Regions from separate parts of the Mus musculus genome. Here all the other regions are linked to region 1. A link is a loop called in an ENCODE intact Hi-C map of the cell type or tissue named here. Cell type or tissue: left cerebral cortex. All regions are shown on one strand. Links, peaks and the distances in the headings refer to the core of each region. The heading gives the core; the rest is flanking DNA. Region 1 has its middle 9.7 kb from the start of Gm52879. Region 2 has its middle 38 kb from the start of 9330102E08Rik. Region 3 overlaps Tspan9 (tetraspanin 9). Region 4 holds the start of Tspan9 (tetraspanin 9).

Region 1 (5,504 bases), core at 11-5,010:
CTATGGTGCTGGTGACTCAGAGCCATCAGCCAGGGTGAGACATGGGGAGCAGGGTAGGAGAAAGGGAGGCAAAGAGAAGAAGGAACAGAGGGGAGAGGCCAGGAGGAGGTCTGCTGGCTACAACAGAGGTAGAGGGCTTCTTCCCACTCAGGGATCCCGGACGTGGTCAGGAAGAACCAGCTAGAGACCTGCTCACTCTTAGCCAAGCCCTAGGCTCCATCGCCTCCTGAGCACAGAGGGTGTGGATCTCCGGGGCCTCTTGCAGCACTAGACCCTGGAACAAGAGCCAATCCGATACAATCACAATACCAAAGCCAGAAGCCAGAGAACCAGCAAGAACTACCCTTCACCACCAACACAGGATAAACGAAGGACCGAGAGGCCTGGAGAGGTCAAGCGCTATCCTGAAAGTCACACAGCCAGTGAGCAGTACAGTCAGGACCCAGATACCTAAAGTTGGGCTCAGAGACCCAAACTCCCCTCCTCACCAGCCCAGCACAGCCCAGCTCAGCTAAGGGAAGAAAGCTGCCCACTTCAAGAACATCTATGAGGCTGGGAAAAAAAGGGGGTAGGAAGCCAACCCCACTAAGGAAATGCATGCAAAACTCCCTCTGACAAGTAGTGGAATTATTTCCATTGGAAAAAAAATTAATGAAAAACCCTCCCTTACCAGACCCCAGGGGTATTTGGCTGTAAGCTGATGTAATAGGGAGAAAAGAAGCCAAGGGGAAGGAACCCCCCCCCCTACACACACACACACACACACACACACACACACCAGCACGCCTTCTGCCAGAAGCACAACAGGGAAGCTGCAGCTGGAGTTGGGGGGACACAAGCCAAGCAGGATGTTGGAGGCTTGGAAGGAGGCCTAACGCAGCCAAGCTGGCTGGCTGGCTGGCTGGGAGGGAGGGAAGCAGAAGCCTTTGAAATGGGAGCACATGGCGGTACTCCGCTGAGCCCCACATGCAGGTAGGCCCTGGGTGGACACAGACACCAGCACAAAGCCTGTGGAGGGCAGTGGAAGGTGTCTGTGACAAAGCCGGCTGCAGGCAGAGCCGAGAAGCAAAAAGAAGGGGCTGGGAGCCAGGACATCAGGAGGTCAGGACATAACCTGGGATTCGAAGGTGTATACTGGTAGGGAAAAGGACTGTACAAGGACCTCCTTACTGAGCCTGTCACACAGATGGAGGACCGCTGATAAAGTAGGCACGCCTACACAAGGACCTAGGACCCCCACCCCAGCCTGGAACCTCAAAAATACCCAGCAGAGGGCACTGACATGAAGTCATGCCACCATTGCCCCCATCGTGGACAGTGCTTCCACACGGGGAGGCCACCTAGAATGGGGTCCCAGAGAGAGCAACTACCATGGGTAGGGTCTGGGCAGCAACACTAGCTCGATAGGCCAGTTAGAAGTGCAAGGCACACCACCAAACACTCTCATCCCCTACCAGATGCCTACATAGCATCACTAACCAGCGGAAGGCTCTGGCAGCTGGGGCCACCTGGTATCTCCATAGAACAACTAGGGTCCCATCCCTGGCTATGTTTGGGGTACAGACTAATAGGGTACTTAGAGGTAGTAGGTGGGGGTGGTGACAGATCGTGTCCCCATTTCTGGCATCCTGGGAGAATTTCTCTTTCACCCACTAACCCCGCCACGTGCAAAGCTGATCATTACAGGAAGAATAAAAAATGTCCCAGCCTCCGGATCAATGGCCAGTTCAGCGTTTTATCTTGGAAACGTTGAAAATACCCTTGACCTCTCTGAGACTCCAGTTCACGCCATGGGTCTCAAGAGGACAGCCCAGTCCTTGACACAAAACTGTAGGAAAGACATATGAGCCCTGACGCCAGACAAAAACTGCAGACCCAGAAACAACACTCAGAGCACTGAAGACTGAACCTGAAATGGGGTGTGGCTTGGCATCCTGTGGGACTACCCTGCAGAGATCTAAGGCTACACGTGGCTATGACCAGCTGTGGGATGGGGGACTACACCCAGGGGTTGCTGGGAGTAGATGGGCCATGAAATCGGCAGACTCCGCCCACTTCTGGACTCAAGCTGAGCTTCCAGGGAGTTTGCTAGTGCTGTATGTCCCTGCTGCAGGAAAGCTCTGTCCTTGATCTTACAGCACTGCTCTTCCCAGGCTAGTCCTGCCCTAGGCATGACCCCTCCCTCCATGTCTGGCACCAACCACACAGGCTGCCAAGCTGAGGTGGAGGTGGGCAGTCTCAGTTTCCTCAGAGCCCAGTTCTCTGCTTCTGGGCCCCACACAGCCCTGCAACGCACAGCTAGAGTGTAGTCTACAGCAGGAACACCCTACAAAGGGTGTTTGGCCACAGGTAGGGTGCTGAAAGGCCACCTCCAAGCCTGTGACAGTGTCCTGAGACAGCCACTTCTCAAAAGTAGACTGATGCGGCTTCATCTCACTCAGCCTTGCCTCAGAACCATCTAAGAACCTGTGACAAATGTGATTTGAGACTGAGGCAGAGGGCCACATGGCCAGGAAAGCTAGACTGAGTAAAACAACCTGCTGGAAAAAACCAACAGGTTTCCTGCTGCCATCTAGTGGCCAGCACATGGAAGAGCAGGCACCACAACAAGGCCACCAAGAAGTCTCAGGGGCTATATCCCCCTCCCCAACAAGTCCAGACTGAGACTAGGTGACCACAAGTAGAACCCACACAGGAGTCGTGAGTGCCAGATAAAAAAAAAAGTGCAACACCCTCACAAAACAGAAGACCTGCCAGATGTCCATCCAAGGGCTTAGGAGAAAGGGCAGAAAGGCTGGAATGGCGATTGGCCTGAATCGGCAGGCAGCAAAGCATGATGTCAGTCCTGACCATGCCTACTGTCCTGGGTGGCCTTTCCTCCTCTCCTCCTCTGGTTCCTTTCAGCTGTTCTTCCTGTCACTTGCCACAGCCAGGGGCCCCCAGGCTGCGCACTTGTCTTCATGCAGCCCCTCCTTCCCCCATCTGTGCCAGCATCACTGTCTCTTCCATGTCACACACCACCTCCCTCATCCTTCCGCCCTGGGCACCAGTCACTGGCTCACCCATCCATCTTCTCTACTTCTTCGTGTTCACTAGCGGTCGCCCTCCTGTTAGGCAGCTGGCCTCATAGTTCGGCCTACACCTCAGAGACCCTACTTCCAACCTTGGAAGACTGAGGACTCAAAAGAGCTCTAGCTGCTACTGTCCCAAGGCCTCCTTCCTTCTTGTCTTATAGAAGGCCATCTAGCTTCCAGTTTGCTTGTGGGCCTTGAAACCTGAGCGACTGTCAACTCTAAAGCAGCTATCCTGAGAGAAACAGTGGGCCCTCCGGAACCCTGGGCTGTATTGCCCATCCAAGAGGCAAGACAGACATAGTGTGATCTGAGCGCATGCTTCGGTTCACCCCTGATGTCTGTCAAATGCCTGGTAAGTTCCTTCCTCCCGAAAACCTTAACATGCCCCCATTGGTACAACAAAGGATCATTACATGGGTCCTTCTGAGGCCAAAATATCTACAAGATTAACCTACACTAAGATGTCAGTAACTGGTAACTTGGTAACTGGGAAGACAGTGTCGGTCTATCACCCATCCACGCCGCAGAAGCAGCACGCTGGACATGTAAGTGAGGGTGAGGCTATTTTTAACACTGTGACTTGTTTAGCTCTGGGTTAGCCACAGCATGGGGGATGGAGACTCAAGGTCAATACTGGCTCGCACAAAAAGGAAAGCACTTGCCTGGAGCTTGACCTCCAACAAGGTCAGGGTGGCCAACCTCATGTGACACCTTTTGGGAGTAGCTCCAAGGATCACCTCTCACAATGGCAGAGTTAATGCCATTGGTAGCTGAGGAAACTACAACCCAGGACAGTTCTATACTGCAGAGCCAGTGAACTGACCAGGGTGGCTGGCCAGTGGCACTCTTCTATCATGATAGATACTCAGCAGGTAGCCTTCAGTTCTGCCTCCTCTCCTCTCCCCTCCTCTCCAGCAAGTTATTCTCACGAAGCTACCCCCCAACCACATACTCTCAAGTGGCCTTTTTGGCACTGAGATGAGAGATGAAGATCCCCAATCCATACCAAGTTTCCCGTGTGACCTCCCACAGAAGGGCGCTATGATTGGAGACTACACGGGGAATGGAGGCTCTCCAATCTGGCCCGGGTGCTAGCAAATCTTTCACAGCAGGGAATTTTTCCTGTAACAGCCACGTGGCTTTTTAAGTAAATTGAGTACCGGGTGTCACTGCCTCAACCCTACCCTGGTGGAAGGGGCCTGTTGAGGCAGCTAGGTCTGAAGAAGGGGGGTGGGGACAGGCCTCAGAGGAAGAGAGCATGGTGGGTAGAGTCTCTGTCATCGGCAGATGGTGAAGGGGCTTCGGAATAAACCCTCAGAGCCCCAAAATACCTCTTCCATCTGCGTACTCCTGCCAAGAATTCCTCCATGGGGAGGGGGTCAGCTTTGATTCTATGGTCAAAAATAGGCCTGAAACCATAAACCTGTGGACTGGGGCGGGGGGACCCACCATGTACACAGAGTGACAGGAAGGGGTGAGGGGATAGTGAGGTGGTTTAGGAAACTCAGAGGAAACAGCTGCTGGCTCTGGAAGCACATGTGGCTCTGCCTGGGCCTCTCAGGACAATCCTACAGGGGGACAGGGGCATTCAGGCTGGAGCTAGTAATTACCTAGTGGATCTATCACTGCCCTGTGCCAGCATCCAGGGTCCTCATGAGAACCTGTGTGGAAGGAGTAACCGCCAAACGGGACAAGGCTAAGAGCCTACAGCCAGTGGGATGAAGAAGACCCTGAAGAGTGGCTGAGGGGGCAGTAGAGGACCAGCCCCCAGTCAGAAGAACCCAACAAAGGGGCCAGAAGGGTCAAAGAAGCATTCCCAGTGGCCAAAAGTGGGATACCCAACTTGGGCTGCCGGCCCAGGCTCGCTGGAGACCCGCCCAGGGGCTGGGAGCTAGTCTGGAGAGGTGTGCGTGGACTGGGAAGCGACACGGAACTGGGTCAAGAGAAAAGGAGAATACTAAAACCACAGGAGACCGCTCCGAGTCATTAATCATCAGGGAAATAGAATCGGCCATAGTGAAAGGCTGCCTCACACCTAGGGCAGCCTTAATGGAAAAGAAAAAGAAGAAATCGACAGTAACAAGTGCTGGCAAGGATGTGGAGAAACTGGAACCCTCCCACATGGCTGGTGGGAGCCAGGGTGATACAGCCATTGTACAAACAGCCTGCCTACCTCTTGCTGTGCAGAGCTCAGAGTTTCCATATAATCCATCCCTTTCCCCATCTGGGTACACACCCCCACAGAATCAAAGTCAGGTGCCCACTCGCACACTGGTACAGGAATGTGCTCAGCAGCTCTCCCTATACAAGTCTTGGGAAAGGAGAACAAGCCAGATGTCCATCGGCAGATGAATCTATCAACGTAATGCTGCACATGCATATGAGGGAATATTACTCAGCCATAGAAGGACAAAGCACACCTACACTCTT
Region 2 (5,504 bases), core at 124-5,123, 54 kb after region 1:
GAGCCTCTCGGCCAGCAGTAGCCTGAGGAATAGCTGGGGGGTTCAATGGGTCTGTAGACAGGCCCAGACCGTGTCTGCGGCCCTGGGTGAACCGTCTCCAGCCGGTCTACGAGATCCCTGACGGCTCCGGGGGGGATCTCCCTTCCTGTGGCATCTAGGGTCTCCCATCCCTGGGCTGGGGAATAAGGCGGCTGAGGTCCACAGCCCTGCAGCCCCACATTCCTGAGACCTCGCTGACCCTCACCAAGAGCCTGGGGGGCGCGGTGACAAGCCCCTCACGTCCCGGCCCCTTCCCGCCCCTCCTCTGTCACCCCTCCCTCGACCCACCCTCCTACCTCCCCCACCCCGGGGAGTTCCGCCTCCCCGGGCGCCCCCAGACTCCCACCCTGCTAGGAATCCGATCGAGGCCGGGCCCCGCCTGCGCCGCGCTGAACCCCAGCAACTTCGCGCGCCCCGGAGCCCCGAGTCGCCAGCCCGCCCGGGCCGCACTCACCGCGCTTGGACTCGGTGTGGCGCCCCGGCTCCGCTCCCTCCCGCACCGCGGCGGCCAGCGGAAACGGGGGGCGGGGCCGGCAGGCGGAGGGGGTGGGGCCTCACCGGGCGGCGGGGCGGGGGTCTGGCTGCACGGGGGCGGGACCAGTAAGGGGCGGGGTGGGAGGGGCGGACAGAATGGGGACCAGGCGTCCGAGCTGTGGGAGGACCCGGCTGCCAGAGGCAAAGCAAAGACGATTGAAAGAGGCGAAGGCCTCAGGGGAGCCCCCTCCACAATGGCCATGTGTCCCGCGTAAGCACTGGAGGGAGTACGGTGCTGTTTTCCTCTCGGGGTTCTAGGAACCTCCCTCTGCACCCCGATTCCCTGTTCTCCTGTTCTCCCAAGGTGGCACTACTGCGCCAGTCGCCTGCGACTATCTGACGGCCCCGCCCCCTCCTGGGGCTGGACCGAGGGAGGGCAGGGCCTGAAAGGTGGAACTCGTGGGCTGGGCACTCACACAAGCTACCCCAAGGCTGCCGAACCAGGGTCTCAGCTTTCCGGCTCGTGTCCGTCTTCGGGCCTCACCATCCTCACCCCGCACCTAAGAAATACTTGCCTGGTATTTCGGGAGGACTATTTGAGATGTTGACCACGCGGGTGTGAGTTAGATAACTGCCCTAAGATACCCTGTTGGAGGAGCGGCTACCTCCACTTGAGCTAGAGACTCCAAGGGTTAGCGAAGGACACTCGAGGGAGGGACCGAGCGGAAGCAGGAGATTCATCTCTGGCCTACCTTCCTGCAGGCATAGATTCATATAAACACCTCATCTAAACTTGTTTCTGAAGTGGACCCTAAAACTCTCGCCTCTCTGTTCGTATTGTCATAGAAAGTTTTCTGTTCTCATAAGTGCACTGAAATCTCAGCAGAAGAAGAATGTTTTGAGACAGATCTCACCGTGTAGCTCTGGCTGGCCTGAAACTCACTATGTAGACCAGGCTAGCCAGGACCTCACTGAGTGGATCACCCATGCTGACCTCCAATTCACAGAGCTCTTTCTGCCTTTGCTTCCTTCCTAGGTGCAAGGATTAAAGACATCCCACCATGCCCAGTGGAAGACAACTTTTTCTTTCTTTGCTTTGCTTTGATAGTCGCTGGCTATGTTGCTCAAATGGCCTCCTGAGGGGCTGGGACTGTGAGCACAGGCCACCAAATCCAGCTTGAGATAAAGTGTTTAAATCGCAAGGCTCACCCCTGTATTCTCCAGCTACCTGGCTGTTTCCACTTCTCTCCTGGGTTACCTCACATGGTCTTGCTTGTTTCTGTTAGACTTAACCCATAATCCAGCCCCTAGAACTCTCATTTCCCACAGAGAGAAATGGTCTCCTCTCTTCCTTCAGAGTCTCATTCACACCCAATCCCTGGGATGAAATCTTGCCAGGGTGACCCCCACCGGCAGCACTACGAGGGATCAGCTCTGCCTACTTTGCAGTTGAGGGGGTACAGAGAAGAGGCCTGGTGATGGAATCAGACAAAGCAGCCTGCTAAGGTGCAAACTCCCAGATTCAGAGCCACATGTGTCTGATCCTGCCTGCCTCTTCTAGGCCGTGGGCTCTAGGCCATGGGCTCCTCACACCAATAGCACCCCTCCAAGTTTAGGACATGTGAGGATTGTCTAAGATAATGAAAATGGATTGGGTGAATGCTAATTCCACCCCTACACACACACACACACACCTCACTTGAAAGGAACATGAGCAGATCTGACATCTTGGAATTACGAGAACCTTGAGATATCTCTCCTCAGTCGTAAGCCAGGTAGCCCAACTCACTTTGACACAGCCAGGCACAGAGAGAGCTGGGAGCCTGTAGAGCTCATAGCTTCAGGAAAATGCTATTGGAAACGCTGAAGGAAAAGGAATTAATTATTCAGCACAAAGAAGCAAAGTGACCTATGAGCTGTGTGGTAAGCATGCTGTGATTGTGTCCACTGAAGGGAAAACGCAAATAAACCTTACAGTGAAGCTTTTGGAGAAAGAACTCCAAAACCCATGGGTACCAGGCTTCTGAAGAATTCCACTATGTTTCAGAAACAGTGAAGGATAACTGTATATTGAGCTAGATACACATACAGGAAGTTCATCCAAGTTCTGGGGGCACATTACATCCACTGCTCTTGCCCTGGCATGGCTTTTAATAATTCTGCTTTTGCTCTCAGGATACCCTAATTTGCACAATAAATTATATGCCACTTTAACTATGACCACAGGCGATACTCGGAACAGCTCCTCCCAGCCCCGAATGCCAATGATATTTCTGGCTTTTCTGGGTCTCCCAGAGTTTCGTAAGATAGAAAGTTGGTTTATCCCCTTAAAATTACCATACCAAATCAAAAATGATAATAAGCAAAAAGTACATTTGCAGCCAGCCGCCCCAAGTCAAGGGACAGTGGCTGATGGATGGTGCCACCTCATGGGAAGAATTGGTCCTGCAAGGACACTGAGTTTCCTGTAGACTGTGACAGCTAACATCTACCAAGAGCTTGTGTGCCACCACTGTCTCCACAACAACCTCTACCATCCCATCATTCTATAGAAAGGGAGATTGAGCCTCAGAAAGCCAGGGAATTCCTCTCAGGCCATTCAAACGGCAACAAAGACTAAGCGAGGAGGCCGGGGAGGTGACTTAATTGATAAAATGTTTTACTAAGTATGAGGACCTGAACGTAATACGTCCGTTGGTAATCCCCCAGTAAGGAGCTCTGACAGGAGGATAGTGGGGACTCACTAGACAGTGGGGCAAACTCCAGACCCTAACTCAACAAAGAAGATGGAAAAGAATAGGAAAAGACACCACACTGACCTGGGGGGTGGGGCGGGGGGAGAGGATGATGATGATGATGATGATGATGATGATGGAGGAGGAGTAACAAGTCTTTGTTTTAGGTGTTACTGGTGTTGGCTGGGAAATGTAGCTCTGAGTAGACCACATGCTTCGCATGCACCAAGGCCTTTGATTCAGTCCCCAATACAAACAAACAAATAACTTTGCTCTTTAATCGCTGAATCTGGCAACTGTGCCCATTTCATTGATCATAGATAAAACAATTGCAAAACATTCATTAGCAGGCAGTTGGAGCTGCATAGCAACTCCCTCTCTCACAAACAAAAGCAAATGAACAGAGAACAAAATAAAACATGCACTGAATCAAAGACTGGCAAACATAAAGGCCCAGAGAGTAAATACTTCTGGCTCTGTAGGTATACATTCTCTGTCCCACTCATGCAGAACAAATTGTACAAAAACCATAACTGTACAAAAATAAATGAACATGACTGTGTCCCAATAAAACTTTATTTACAAAAACAGGAACTGAACTTCAGTCTGCCAACTCCACCTCCAACTAGTGTCTTTTTCATATTGGGGTGTGCCAACTCCTGCCTAGCCTCAGATGTATTGTGGGAGTGGGGAATGTAAAACACAGAAAAAGATTAATCATTGAGCATAATGACTACCAGTAATCCTATCAGCATGTATATACATGTATGCGACGATCAGCAATTCTATCAGCATGTATATGCATGTATGTGACCAAAAATGGGCCCGCACCCACAGAAGGAGTGCCTCTCAAGTAGAGACAGGTTTAGGGTGAGTTTTATAAGGTCTTGATTAGACCTGCCTGAAGAAAAGCAGATTCTGTGTCTGGGTCAGCATGGACTGTGTAAAGAGAGAAAGGCATTCCTCAAACCACAACAGGAATCCCAGAAGTCAAGGAAAGCAGAGCTCCCCTGCAGGAGACCTTCCGGTGAAGCAATGCTGTGGGCATTCCTCTCCTGTGGTGCAGAGCATGAAGAAGCACATGGTAACTATCTGTGAGGGGAGGGGACAGGGGGAGGACATGCATGCGGGCACTCACCAGCAGAGCATGTGGCTAGCAACTGTGAAATCCTAATGGTTGCTTGAAATCAATAAGTACAATAGTGATGGACACATTAGCCATGTTTACCATCAGTTTTCTCATTGAGCAACTATAGAATGTTAGTCTCTGCTCATTGAGGGCAGTGACATAGTTTAAAACTCACACCTCAGATTCTACCCTGGAGAGCACGTATAAAAAGACTGCTCAAAGATGTCCCTCAACAGAGGAGTGGATACAGAAAATGTGGTACATTTACACAATGGAGTACTACTCAGCTATTAAAAACAATGGATTTATGGAATTGTTGGACAAATGGATGTATCTGGAGGATATCATCCTTAGTGAGGTAACCCAACCACAAAAGAAGTCATTAGATATGCACTCACAGATAAGTGGATATTAGCCTAGAAACATAGAACACCCAAGATACAATTTGCAAAACACAAGAAAATCAAGAAGAGAGAAGACCAATGGGTGGATACTTCGTTCCTCTTTAGATTGGGAACAAAACACCCATGAAAGGAGTTACAGAGACAAAGTTTGGAGCTAAGACAAAAGGATGGACTATCCAGAGACTACCCTACCCGGGGAGCCATCCCATAATCATCCACCAAACCCAGACACTATTGCATATGCCAGCAAGATTTTGCTGAAGGGACCCTGTTATAGCTGTCTCATATGAGGCTATGCCAGTGCCTGGCAAATACAGAAGTGGATGCTCACAGTCATCTATAAGATGGAACACAGGACCCCCAATGGAGAAGCTAGAGAAAGCACCCAAGGAGCTGAATGGGGTCTGCAACCCTATATGTAGAAAAACAATATGAACTAACCAGTACCCCCAGAGCTCATATCTCTAGCTGCATTTGTAGCAGAAGATGGCCTAGTCGGCCATCACTGGGAAGAGAGTCCCCTTGGTATTACAAACTTTATATGCCCCAGTACAGGGGAATGCCAGGGCCAAGAAGCAGGAGTGGGTGGGGAGGGGAGCAGGGCAGAGGGAGGGTATAGGGAACTTTCAGGATAGCATTTGAAATGTATATAAAGAAAATATCTAATAAAAATTAATTAATTAATTTAGGAAAAAAAAAAAGACTGGTCAATTCAAATCATGG
Region 3 (5,504 bases), core at 189-5,188, 120 kb before region 1:
ACTGGTTGGTCTACGGGGGAGAACCCAGGTCACTGGCTCTCAAAGCCAAAACCTCAGTGGGTGTTTCCCACTACCCTGAACAGAAGGGTCACGTAACCCCTGTTTTCTGAAGTCTGGAAAGCAAGTCCATGGGTAAAGGGATAAAAGGTGCTCATGGACTGGCTAAGGGGCAGGACATAGGAGGCCACACTGTCCTCCTGTGTTGGTGGCATCTTCATTGGCATCTTGGTGGGTGCCACCATAGAAACACACCTCTGTGTGTATCTATGCAGCTGTTTCCAGAAAGCCCTTATTGGGTCAGGAAGACCCAGCCTAAATGGGGGCAACGCCATCCCTTGGGTTAATACGCTGAGAAAGGAGTGGAGAGCGAGCGTCTCTGTGTTCCCTAAGGTAGAATGTAAACAGCTCTCTCCAAGCTCCTGCTGCCATACCTTCTCCAGCCCCATGGGCTGTCCCCTCAAACTGTGAACCACAAAAATCCCCAAAAACAAAAACAAAAACTCTCTGGAAGTTGCCTTTGTCAGGTATTTCATCAAAGCAATAAGAATTAACACACCTCACCATCCATAGAACGAGTGGGCCTGTAAACTGACCCTCTCCACCAGCGCCCCCTGAGCTATAACTAAAGCCAGCAGCACTGGCTAGGAGAACACCCCACTCACAGCTGCAAACCTCCCCGCCCGCACGGTTTGATGCTCCATTGAGCTGACACTCTCTGCTCTCCCCACTCCCACCCCAGCTCCTTGGGAGCGTGCTGAGTCTGTGGAGCCAATCCATCAGTCAGCCAATATGTATTGAGTACCGACAACACACAGTGTTCTGTGCCAGAAAAGCTACAGCCACATTAGAGACCTGCCTTCCAGGGGCCTCCATTCCAGCTGAACGGGGGCAATAAAAACGCAGCATCTACCAGGATGCAATGGCTCCAAATAATGGTTGCAAGAGTTTAGAAGAGGCCATCACTATCCTGGTCAGAGTCACCAGTTGGAGGGAGCAATCACCAAAGGATAGGTGGACATGAGGGAGGCCTGAAGTGGAAGAATTTTCCATACAGAGTGAAAAAGTAAGGACTCGAGAGTCACAGGTGTGGGCTTCTCCTCTGCTCTGCCTGCCCTGGCTTTGTGACCTCACACACTCCAGGGTGCAGATCCCTCTCCATGGAGTAATATGATGGCTCTTCTTCTTGGCTGTCAATGTGACCACATCAAAAATTAACTCAAACTCAAGAGGCTGGGTATACCTGTGAGGGATTTTTCTTTACTGAATTATTTGAAGTGGGAAGACCCGCCCTGAATCTAGATCTTTTGAGGTGAAAAGATCCACCTTAGATCTGGGCCACACCTTCTGGTGGCAGCTACATAGCTATATAAGGACATAGAAGAAGTAAGTGCTTGCTCTTTGCTTGCTTGCCCTCGCTATTGCAGGCATGCCTTCACTGCCATTAGAGCTTGTTTCTTCTGGATTCTGGTATATACGAAAAATCAGCTGAGACAGCCAGACTCGTGGACTGAACAACTACTGGATTCTTAGAGGAGATGGCTATTGTTGTAATTGTTGGACCACAGTCTGTAAACGACTCTAATAAATCCTACTTTGGCAGTGGTGGTTCACGTCTTTAATCCCAGCACTTGGGAGGCAGAAGTAGGAGGATCTTGGTGAGTTCAAGACCAGCCAGTCTACAGAGTGAGTTCCAGGACAGCCAGAGCTATGTATAATGAGGACAGCATGGGAGCAGGGAAGAAACATGCACTGCAGGGAATTCTACACTCATTAACCCCCAGGGTGAGGGGAAGGGGCATCGGCTTCTAGGATCTGCATTTCCTTCGCTCATACAGCCTACAGACTCTAACCAGGCACACGGCCATCAAATGCCAGGGCCAGGAGGAAGCAGTGACCAGCCCTGGCCAAAGTCCTGCCTAGACAGAAAGGAGATTCTCATGATCTCACACACATATGACCAATACAGGCACAGATAAATGAAATGATCGAGTGTCCATATAAAGAAGCAAGAATGCTTCCGAAAAGGATACATCAAGTTAAGAGGCCTCAAGTTAGGACCATGCCTGTCCACCAAGGAGGGACAAGCCGCTATGTGACAGCCACAGAATGACCGCAGTGGGATGTGGTAGACAGAAGATAAAAGAGGGATCGCAGCCAGGGGACAGATAGAACAGGACCTTGAAGGTAGTAGGAAGACGTGGGTGTTCTGCCTCAGGGCTGAATGTGACACGAGATAACAGATGCTTCTGACAGGCATCACAGCTGCTATTCCCCAAAGAGGCCACTGAGGACAAGAGGCAGTGAGCACAGAGCACAAGCAGGGACTCCTGCGGTGACTAGGGAAGAGCTGGTGGCCACACATCAGGTGAGTATGCAGGAGCGATGAGACATGGTTCCCATGGGACACAGGCAGTGTTCAGAGTGAGCTGGGTTTGAGGACTGAAGAGAATCCTGATAAATGGGAAAACAGAATGGCCCAGACTACACACACACACAAACACACACACACACACACACTATTTCTAAGACATAGAGCTTTTTGAAGAGCTGACGGGGACCAGAAGCACATAATGGCTTCTGCACCAGAGTGACCTCAATGAGACCATGTTGAGGATCAGAGGGAGACACTATCACCTCAAAACCTTGCAGCAGGAATGGGCGTGCGTGAATGCCTTCTGTGACCACTAGGTGGCGCTCCAGTCTGGTTCAGAAGAGTGTTGGGTTGGCCCGTGATGCCCTAAACTTGCATCCAGCCTGTCACCCAGTCTTTCTTCAATCTGAGCTGCCGTCTCAATTTTTCTTTCATTAATCATACCCTGGAAATTTCATGATTTTGAACCAAAGATTTATGGCTCTATAAATCGGACCCTAGAATGAGTAACTGAATACCCTCCAGGGCAGGTATTCGTTTGGGATGGAGGAGCCTGGCCTGGGGACTCCTGGGGCTGTAAGATGCCCCACCATCCTGCTGCTGATGCTGGCCTCCAGGGCACCTATAGGGCAGAGTCTTCTCCATCCCGCTCATCAGAAACAGGTCTGCTGGGTCCCCTCTATTCTTGGGGAGCTCCTGTGGTGACCCTGAGAATGTCCATGGGAAACTTCAGCAGTTCAGAGCCCCCCCCCCCCCCCCCCGCCCAGGGCCATGTTTCTCCCAATTGGTTCTCTGACTTCACACCCCATGACATTCAACACGGTCTTTAGGCTTTGCAGGCATTGGCTTTGGAGCCTGAATCCCCACACTCAGGTCTCATCTTACTTCCCACCTGAGGTACTGAGGGCTGAGATCCAGGCAGTCCCAGCATAAGAAGGGGAGCCAGACTCCTGGACAGTCTCCTTCCAAAGCCCCCAGATCCATTCCCATCCCCACTGGGCCCCCTTTAGCTCTCTCGGGCAACCTGCTGTGCCACAGGCATGCATAATGTGACCCATGTCCTTGGGGTTGGGGAGCGGAGGTCTCCTGTTGACATAAACGTTCTACTGCGTGACCCAGCCCCACCTGAGGCTCCAGGCAAGAAGAAAACAAAGAGTGGGACTTCGGTTTCCTAGGGAGACCTGAAAGACACTGCCAGGCTGGGATGAAAGCCCACTCTGTAGCTTCAGGTGCTACTCCTTCTCTGTCTGCTACTCCCTAGGAGACCTGCCTGCCAGTAATAGACACCCAGACATCCTGCCCCCAGCCACACTAGACCTGTCTGTCTCTCCTGGACCTGCTTTTCAGTTTACCCTATAGAAAGCTGCTGGAGCCCTTTTTCAAAAGGTCTCCGTCCTCACGTAGGTCTTGTGTAGTTCCCCGAGGCCAGATCCTCTTTAAACTGTGGTTTGGATTGGACCTCTGATCTGTTCACTTCTAACCCAGGCCAAGCCAAGCTTCAGGAATGCTGCCTCTGCCCCCTAGACCCGTGGATCTCAGAGAGGAGAGTTCCTGCTTGCTGGGGACACCTGGAGACACCTCCATTGTCACAACTGAAGTGGGAGAGCAGAGGGAAAATGCTTTTGGCATGTAGAACACAGAGGCCAAGGGACACTGTTGAACAAGCTACAGTGCTCAAAATAAATTACCACAGAGAACTATTTAGCTCCTGATACCAAAGAGGCTGAAAACCCTGTCTTGAGCCCCCCTGCAGGCCAGGTGCCCCTTAATTCCTTAAGAACACTGCTGCTAGGGAGAGCACTCCCATTCTCCCTGGTGCCCCTGAAAAGGATGGTAAGATGGCACAGCCTCTCTGGGAGACTTCAGGCTAGGTCTGGCCAGAGCTCACATCTAGTAGACGGCTGTGGGCAAGAGAGAGGAGGTGACCTCTGACACAGGTTTACTGTGGGGTTGAGGAACAAGGCCTGCCCTGGGCAGTTGGGACATGAAGACAGGAAACCAGCTCTAAATTCTGAATACCGGGGCCAGGGTGAGGCAGGAGGAGGGCAGGAACCACCCCTATTCCCATGGTGGGGACCATTCAGGAAGCATAAGGCCATGGCAGCTCAGCCAAAGCTGGATGCCAGAGAGCTTAGTAGGTGGCATTCGAGAAAATTCCCTTCTAAAACCAGAGGGTTGTCTCAGCCGAGATGACCATAGAACCGGAGACTGGAGAATCTGGGGTGAGGCAGAGTGACTCAGGAGTATCAGGATTCAGCCAGTATAAGCACCAACCAAGTGGGGTCTTCAGTTCCTTCACGTTGTCCAGTCCTGGTTGGAACCTGTCTCTAAGCAAGGGCAAGCTAAGGTGGCTCCTAAGCTAGAAGCTTCCTCTGTTAGCTCACTCAACCAAGGGCCTTTCAAAAGTTTCATTTAGAAACCGACATGCGAACTTGATAAGACAAACCCCTAACCTAATGTCTGCACCCAGCCCATCAAGGCTGGGACGTTGGTCTGCCCTGTTCACGATACGTCTTCGTGGTCGAGAATGGCACCCCAGCCTTGTCCATGCACTGCAGCCATCTGGACCTTGTCCTAGGCCTGCAAAAGGAAAGGTGCAGGCTCCCTAGACGACACGAGTCTATCAGCCTGTCTCAGGCTTCTTCGTCTCCAAGGAACTTACCCAGCACATGCCTAGCAGGTAAACGGAGGCCCCCAAAGTAATGTGGACAGGCCAAGCTAGCCCTGCAACCAAACTCCCCTCACTGCTAGCCACATACTAACCGCCCACATCTCATCTTCAGGTTGGCTATACTGACTGACTGGTCAAGTTAACGCATATTTCTGCCCCCAGGTAGGACATCCACACAGGCACCCATTTCTCCAGGGCCACGGCTGCTCCAAATTCACCCATGTCTGGGTACTCTATCCCCATCTAGTCAGACTCCATATCACCTCCACCCACCCAGCCCTTCACAAGGGGAAAGATGGGCCCTCCCAGAGTGGACTGATCCAGGGCGTGGTCATGAGTTCATGCTAGCCCCCTCCCAAGGCTTCTGTCGTAAAAAAAAAAAAAAAAAAAAAAAAAAACAGCTCCTTTTGAGGATCAGACTCGTGCTCTTCCATTGTCCTTCCACCACCGGACCCAGAAAAT
Region 4 (5,504 bases), core at 44-5,043, 59 kb before region 1:
AGCCCAGGAGGTAAGAGCAGCCAGAGTGTTACTCGGAGGTAGAGGCCGGCTGGTGTTTGCTAGGTTTGCTGGGGCCAGGCCTGGCTGGGCTGGGTAGGACTGGGGCTTCCAGAGCTCTTACTATTTCAACTGGGGATTTTTCTAACTCTCCCCTCCTCCTCCTCCTCCTCCTCCTTGGGCCTTCCTGATTGACAGCAATTGCTGGCTCTGACATGATTTAAAAATAGATATTAAGACCAGGAAGTTTAATTTTTAATGCTTTGGAAATGAACACAGGGCTGGCATTCCTTCACAGCCAGGTTCCAAGGGTCTCTCAGCGTATCTGCCAGGTGCTTCATCAGCAAGATGACCTCAGCAGCCAGACCTGACCCCACCCCATATCCAAAGATCTGCTTGTAAGCAGCCTCCTGGGGAACCATCCCTCACTTCCAGCACTATGGGAAATCCCTAACCGTGTCCCCCACCCCGTGCTGCCTGCTTCGCCTGCATCTCCTGCATGGAGAGATGAGCTGAGGCCAAGGCCCAACCTGACTGCCTTCTAGAATCCCTCAAGCCAAAAGGTACCCCACAGATTCGCTATAGCACTATAGGTTTCCTTAATTCACCGTACACAGATCTTAGTCTAGAGCCCACAAAGGCACTTATGGTGTGGCCATGCTGATATGGACCATGTGTGGCTAAGGTAGTGGAGAGGCCTGCCCTGGCCACCTACGCCCAAAGACAGAAAACAAGAGGAGCCTGACATTCAGGAAGATTCACCAGGAAACGCCCCCTGGCACTCAACCTGTGGTAGCTCTATGTCTTCCTTTCCCTTGCTCTAGCAGACACACTCAACACTGTCTCCTCTGCTACTAATTGGCCTTTTTAAAAAGGAGCAATCCACAAGGAATAGGCTTCCAAGGGAGCCAGGGTATCCCTGCTCTGCCAGCCATGACTTAAAGTGATAGGACAGCTCTGCTGGCAAGCAAGAGAAACGACGTATCCAGAGTGGCAGTTAGGGTACCCGTCTGCCCCAGCCCCCTCCATCTCAGACAGAACTGGATTCAACTGGATTCACATTGGGAGGAACTGGGCTGAGATCAGGATTTGCTGGCCAGAGAAAAAGTCATGTGGCTCCGGCACAAAGAGATGCATCTTGTATCCCTACCCCCACCCGCACCCCCACCACCACCATCCCCTTCCCCTTAGCAAAAGCACTCCAGGATATTCACTTAATCTCTGCTTGGAATATTCTTCCAGGCACTCCTGATAGGATCCAGAGGTACATGGGCTGAAAATTGTGTAGACTACAGCCTCCTATTCCTGACCATTAAGAAGCCAAAATTCTCTGTGGCCCTGAGAATCAGGGTGGGGATGGGGTGGGGTGGAAGGGACCGTGAAACAAGGATGGCCACAGATCCCGCTTCATTCTCTCCATCTATGTCAGGCCCCAAGAAAAGCTGCCCTCCTGGGTGCCCCCAGCTCCTCTGGTGCACTGGGCTGCCTACCAGGCTAGAACTGTCTGACTGAAGCCAGCATGCCAGGAACAGACCTGGACCCCCACCAGCAGGCAGGCACCCAGCAGCCCGAGAGGCACCTGCCCCTTTCTTCGTAAGAGGGAGGAGCAAGAACAGCCCAGCTCCACTCAGTCCTGCCCAGAGTGATGTCACCAGACCCTCACCAATGCCACTGCACTCAAAGTTCCACCCAGTGGTGAAGCAGGCAGCCAAGGGGGCTGCAGCGTGAGCCCACCAGAACCACACTGAACCAGGACTCCCCCAGAGGCTCCATCATATAGGAGGTGTGGTACTGTGTCTGGGAGATGACCAGCAGGCTCTGGATCCTGACTAGAGTCAAGTTCAACTCCAGGACTCAGAAAAAGCCTCTCTGGACCACGACAGTAAAATGTGATGGCTACATGCCCTAACTCCTGATCTCAGTAGGCTGAGTTTGACCCCTCCCTCCCTCCACTGTCTTCATTTCCTCCTGTGCTCCCCACTCACTGTGCAACAGAGCATCAGAGTCCTCCCAGGAAGTCCTCCTAGGAACCTTGCACATCCTCCCTACCACACTGTCTCCTCTCCTTCAGCATTTTCACCTGCTCCACCCTACATCAAGCTGAGAAGCACCTGCCTGGAGAAGGTCCTCACCTGAGTCCAGCATGAGGACTCACCATCCCCACATCCCTCCAATTCCCAGAAAGCACTGGCAAGTACATGGGGAACCATTCCTCTTCTGCTAGATTCCCCATCCTTCCTAAGATCCGCACCTCACTTCTGCATCTCATGTGGTAGTGGCATTTAAGAAATGTGTCTTTGAAACTCAACTTGCCCTAGTTTGTGATTTGTCATCAGAATTCTGAAAATATTAATTAGGGTGTCGGGGAGTGGGATAGTGCATCTCTCTTCTCTTCCAGGGGAGTTCTAATTAGGAGCAGGTAGTAAGATCTTTAACTTCTAACCTCACACTGGAAAGGGCATGTGTGTCAACAAAGTGCTGCCATGTTTGTAGAAAAGATAAAATCACTCCTCACACCAGGGCTTGAGGTGCTAGAAGGCCCTTATTATCAGCAGCTTTGCTATCTAACTTCTCTTCCCCATTACGTGGGACCTGGGGATCCTGACCAAGTAACACCACACTGTGATTCACTCCATTTGGTTGATTATAAACATATTACAGGTCCCCTGCCCCAAACCAAGCTAGAATCATTCAGAAGGCACCACAAGCAGTTATACCAACTTCAGCCAGCAGGCGGCGAGATGAGAATGGCCAGGAGCCCAGGCTGCTGGGCGAGTCACTGGTCAAAAGGCTCTAAATATCTACGCCCACAGAGTCTTCATATAATTAATATATGTGCAGTGGGGCAAACCAAAAAGGTAGAATGAAACTATGAAAGAGGAAAGAGAAGGTTGGAGCAGACAGCAAACATGACAGCACTGGTGTCGACCGAGACACCAGGGAAACGCACACAAGTACTTGGCAGATACAGATCCTGGCAAAGGAATGGAGAGAGCATAAGGCACTGGCTACAAGACGGTGACAGAGTAATTCTTAACATTCCAATGGTTCTCGTCACCAGAGAATCAGAGTCTCTGACCCAGCTTTCCTACAACTCCAACCACGTGACAGGTAACCCTAATCATCACAGTGCCCCTCCCCCTCCCCACCCCCACTATCCCATCCGGGAGTATGGAAACACCCACTTCATCTCAGACCCGTCTCATAGGGGAAGAAACCATGCACTCAGGTGCCTCCTTGACCCCCAGGCTATCACAGAGCTAAGGCAGTAAGGGCCGTGAAGACCATCCATCCTAACAGCCTGGATGGAGAAGAAGCCCCAATCTTAAGGGGCGCATGAGTCACTCAAGGTCACACAAAACTCTAACAAAGAACAGAAGGCAGAGGAGACTCACACTTCTTCCTTCGAAGCCTAGAGCTTCCTTCCCCTTCTCCAGAAAAGTGGCCCCCTCCACATACACCCCCCCAAAGTTTTTCTTAAAAGTGGATCACTCCACAGGAGATGCACACTACTGCCATGCAGCCTCGCTGAGATGTCTTTCTCCTGCCCCCAGGCTCCTCCTGGACCATGCTTGGCAGCTGACGGCCTCCAGCCAGTGGCAGGACGGAGCCTGGGGATGAGCCAAACATCTGTGCTGAGTAGTCTGAGCTCTGGTGAAGAAAGACGGAGGCAGGCAGTAGTGAGGACGAAAGAAGCAGAGATGAATTAAGTTTTCATCCAGTTTGTGTAACTCGTAAGTACTTGTGCACACAGTCACCAGCGTCACACATGAGACAGACGATATTCCCAAGCCAGCCCATCCATTGACACTTTCTCTAGAAAAATCATCTCCCTTTGTCCTTTTTGCTCATCCTGGAGGCTCCTGGAGCCTGGGAAAGAGTGGCCTGGCCAAGTGCTGGCTGCCCAGCCCACAGCAATCCCTCAAAAGCAGCAGCCTGTCCCTCATCGTGTATGGCTGCTTCCTCCTCTTCCTGGGAACCATGTAAATGAGCAGGGGACTGTGACCTCCACACCCCCACCCCACCCCCACAATGCTACAGACTGGCCTCCTGCCTCCAGGAGCAATAGAAGAAACTCAGAAACCATCCTCACGGCCCCCCACCAACCCAGGGGCACAGCTGTGCCGTCTGACCCACACCCATGATGCAGGTTCCCTGGTGCAGGTACTTCAGTGTGCCTTTTTTTTGGGAGAAGGAAGCAGTGGCAAACTTTCCAGCTTCCTGGGAGCAGAACGTGTCTCTCCTGGAAGACTGACAAGTTGAAGCCTCCATTCAGCCATGGAGAAGAGGGAAAAGGGAACAGAAAGATGCAGGGAGTGGGAGGGTGCCTTCAATTTTTAAAAGCACTTACCTTTGGGCAGATAAGGTAGAGCGAGGAGGAAGTAGAAGATATTCCTAGGGTGGAAAGCAAGGAGAAGGAGCAACGGAAGACTCAACAGTAAGGACTTACCCAGAATATCAAATTGAAGAGGAACATCGTGTACTTCAAGCAGCAGAGACAGCCCCTGGCCATGTTGCACTTCTTAAATTCTAGGAGGAACACAAAGGACAGGTCCAGGTAAAACACCACGTACTTGCTGCCTTTGGGTGCATTGTACTTGTCAGTCTTAATGCCGGCCTCCGTGCGGCTCTGACCCCGCGAACCCGCGGTGCCGTAGAAGGCGCCAGCCGTGAAGCCGCGGCCGAACGGGCGGCCAGAGGTGGACGGCTTGGCAAAGTCCGAGTCCTTGCTGTCCAAAGATGGACTCCGGTGGATCGAAGAATCCTCGCTACTCGACTTCTCCATGCTCGCCTCGTTCCCGGGGGGCACGAGGGGCGGGGGGCATTGCTCCCAGAGTGGGACGGAGGGGGCACCCCGGTCGGGCACGGGTTCTGAGCAAGCTGGCTGTTGGAGCTTCGCACGCCCCCTCTCTGCACCCGCGAGCAATAGCGGAGCAACCAACTGCCGGGGGTTCACTGCCTCTGGGACGGCGCCCCGCTCCCAGCCTTAGCCCGCTGGCCCGGGAGGGCTCTGCGGCACTGTTATAAGCACGCTTGGGGAGCCGGCTCGCCTGCGTAACTAGGCTTCTTTAGGGAGGCTGCAATTTGACTGCTCTTTCCCGGGCGGCTGCACCACCGACCGGACGCAGCACTCGAGGCGAAAGGGCGCTGGGATCCAAGCTCCGCAGGCACGCCTCTTCCAACCCGGAGCCCCACCACTTTGCGGGCGCTCGGCCTCCCTTGCTCCGCGACTTTGCGGAGCCGCTGCCGGCCCTGGGCTGCCCGGGTGCGCCGCGGGCAGAGAGCCTCGGATCCGCTGCAGCTGCAACCGCTGGGCTTGCCCTGCGAAATTCCAGCCCTGACTCTCGACTCTGAAATCGCCTAGAGCCCCTTCCCCGGGCTCTGGGCCCCGCCCCCTGCTTTGCATCCGACCAATGGGCTCAAGGTCTGCCTGGCTCCGGTAGGGGAGCTACCCCCCTCCCCAATGACACAATATCTTTAATAGGATTAGCGGTCTGCTTGTGTGC

The links. Peaks named below come from ENCODE experiments on the same cell type or tissue, not always from the same donor. Only the 100,000 strongest peaks of a DNase experiment are listed, where the experiment ranks them.
Region 2: a loop joins it to region 1, with 7 times the contacts of the local background. A loop is called at or near these places in 16 of 42 quality-filtered maps.
Region 3: it touches region 1 in a loop (8-fold over the local background); 24 of 42 quality-filtered maps call a loop at or near these places.
Region 4: it touches region 1 in a loop (6-fold over the local background); 17 of 42 quality-filtered maps call a loop at or near these places.

What each region holds. Positions count from the first base shown.
Region 1 is chr6:128,089,114-128,094,617 of GRCm38, forward strand. It overlaps a transcript of Tspan9 not described here. Among named protein-coding and RNA genes, the nearest start is that of Gm52879, 9.7 kb to the right of the region's middle. In left cerebral cortex, for the core only: CTCF peaks have their summits at 2,593 (motif pointing left) and 2,798; DNase peaks (open chromatin) are centred at 860 and 2,536; H3K27ac peaks cover 760 bases.
Region 2 is chr6:128,143,021-128,148,524 of GRCm38, forward strand. It overlaps a transcript of Tspan9 not described here. Among named protein-coding and RNA genes, the nearest start is that of 9330102E08Rik, 38 kb to the right of the region's middle. In left cerebral cortex, for the core only: CTCF peaks have their summits at 925 (motif pointing left) and 2,941; DNase peaks (open chromatin) are centred at 562, 820 and 2,943; H3K4me3 peaks cover 1,146 bases; H3K27ac peaks cover 790 bases.
Region 3 is chr6:127,967,627-127,973,130 of GRCm38, forward strand. The region is part of intron 1 of Tspan9 (tetraspanin 9); the gene reads right to left. Among named protein-coding and RNA genes, the nearest start is that of Gm15870, 26 kb to the left of the region's middle. In left cerebral cortex, for the core only: a CTCF peak has its summit at 2,678 (motif pointing right); a DNase peak (open chromatin) is centred at 2,692.
Region 4 is chr6:128,029,719-128,035,222 of GRCm38, forward strand. It overlaps Tspan9 (tetraspanin 9), which reads right to left and starts at 5,344. Exons shown (of 7, transcript NM_001379136.1): 1 at 4,448-5,344. The coding sequence starts at 4,783. In left cerebral cortex, for the core only: CTCF peaks have their summits at 2,722 and 4,913; DNase peaks (open chromatin) are centred at 2,828, 3,672, 4,322 and 5,041; H3K4me3 peaks cover 1,570 bases; H3K27ac peaks cover 823 bases.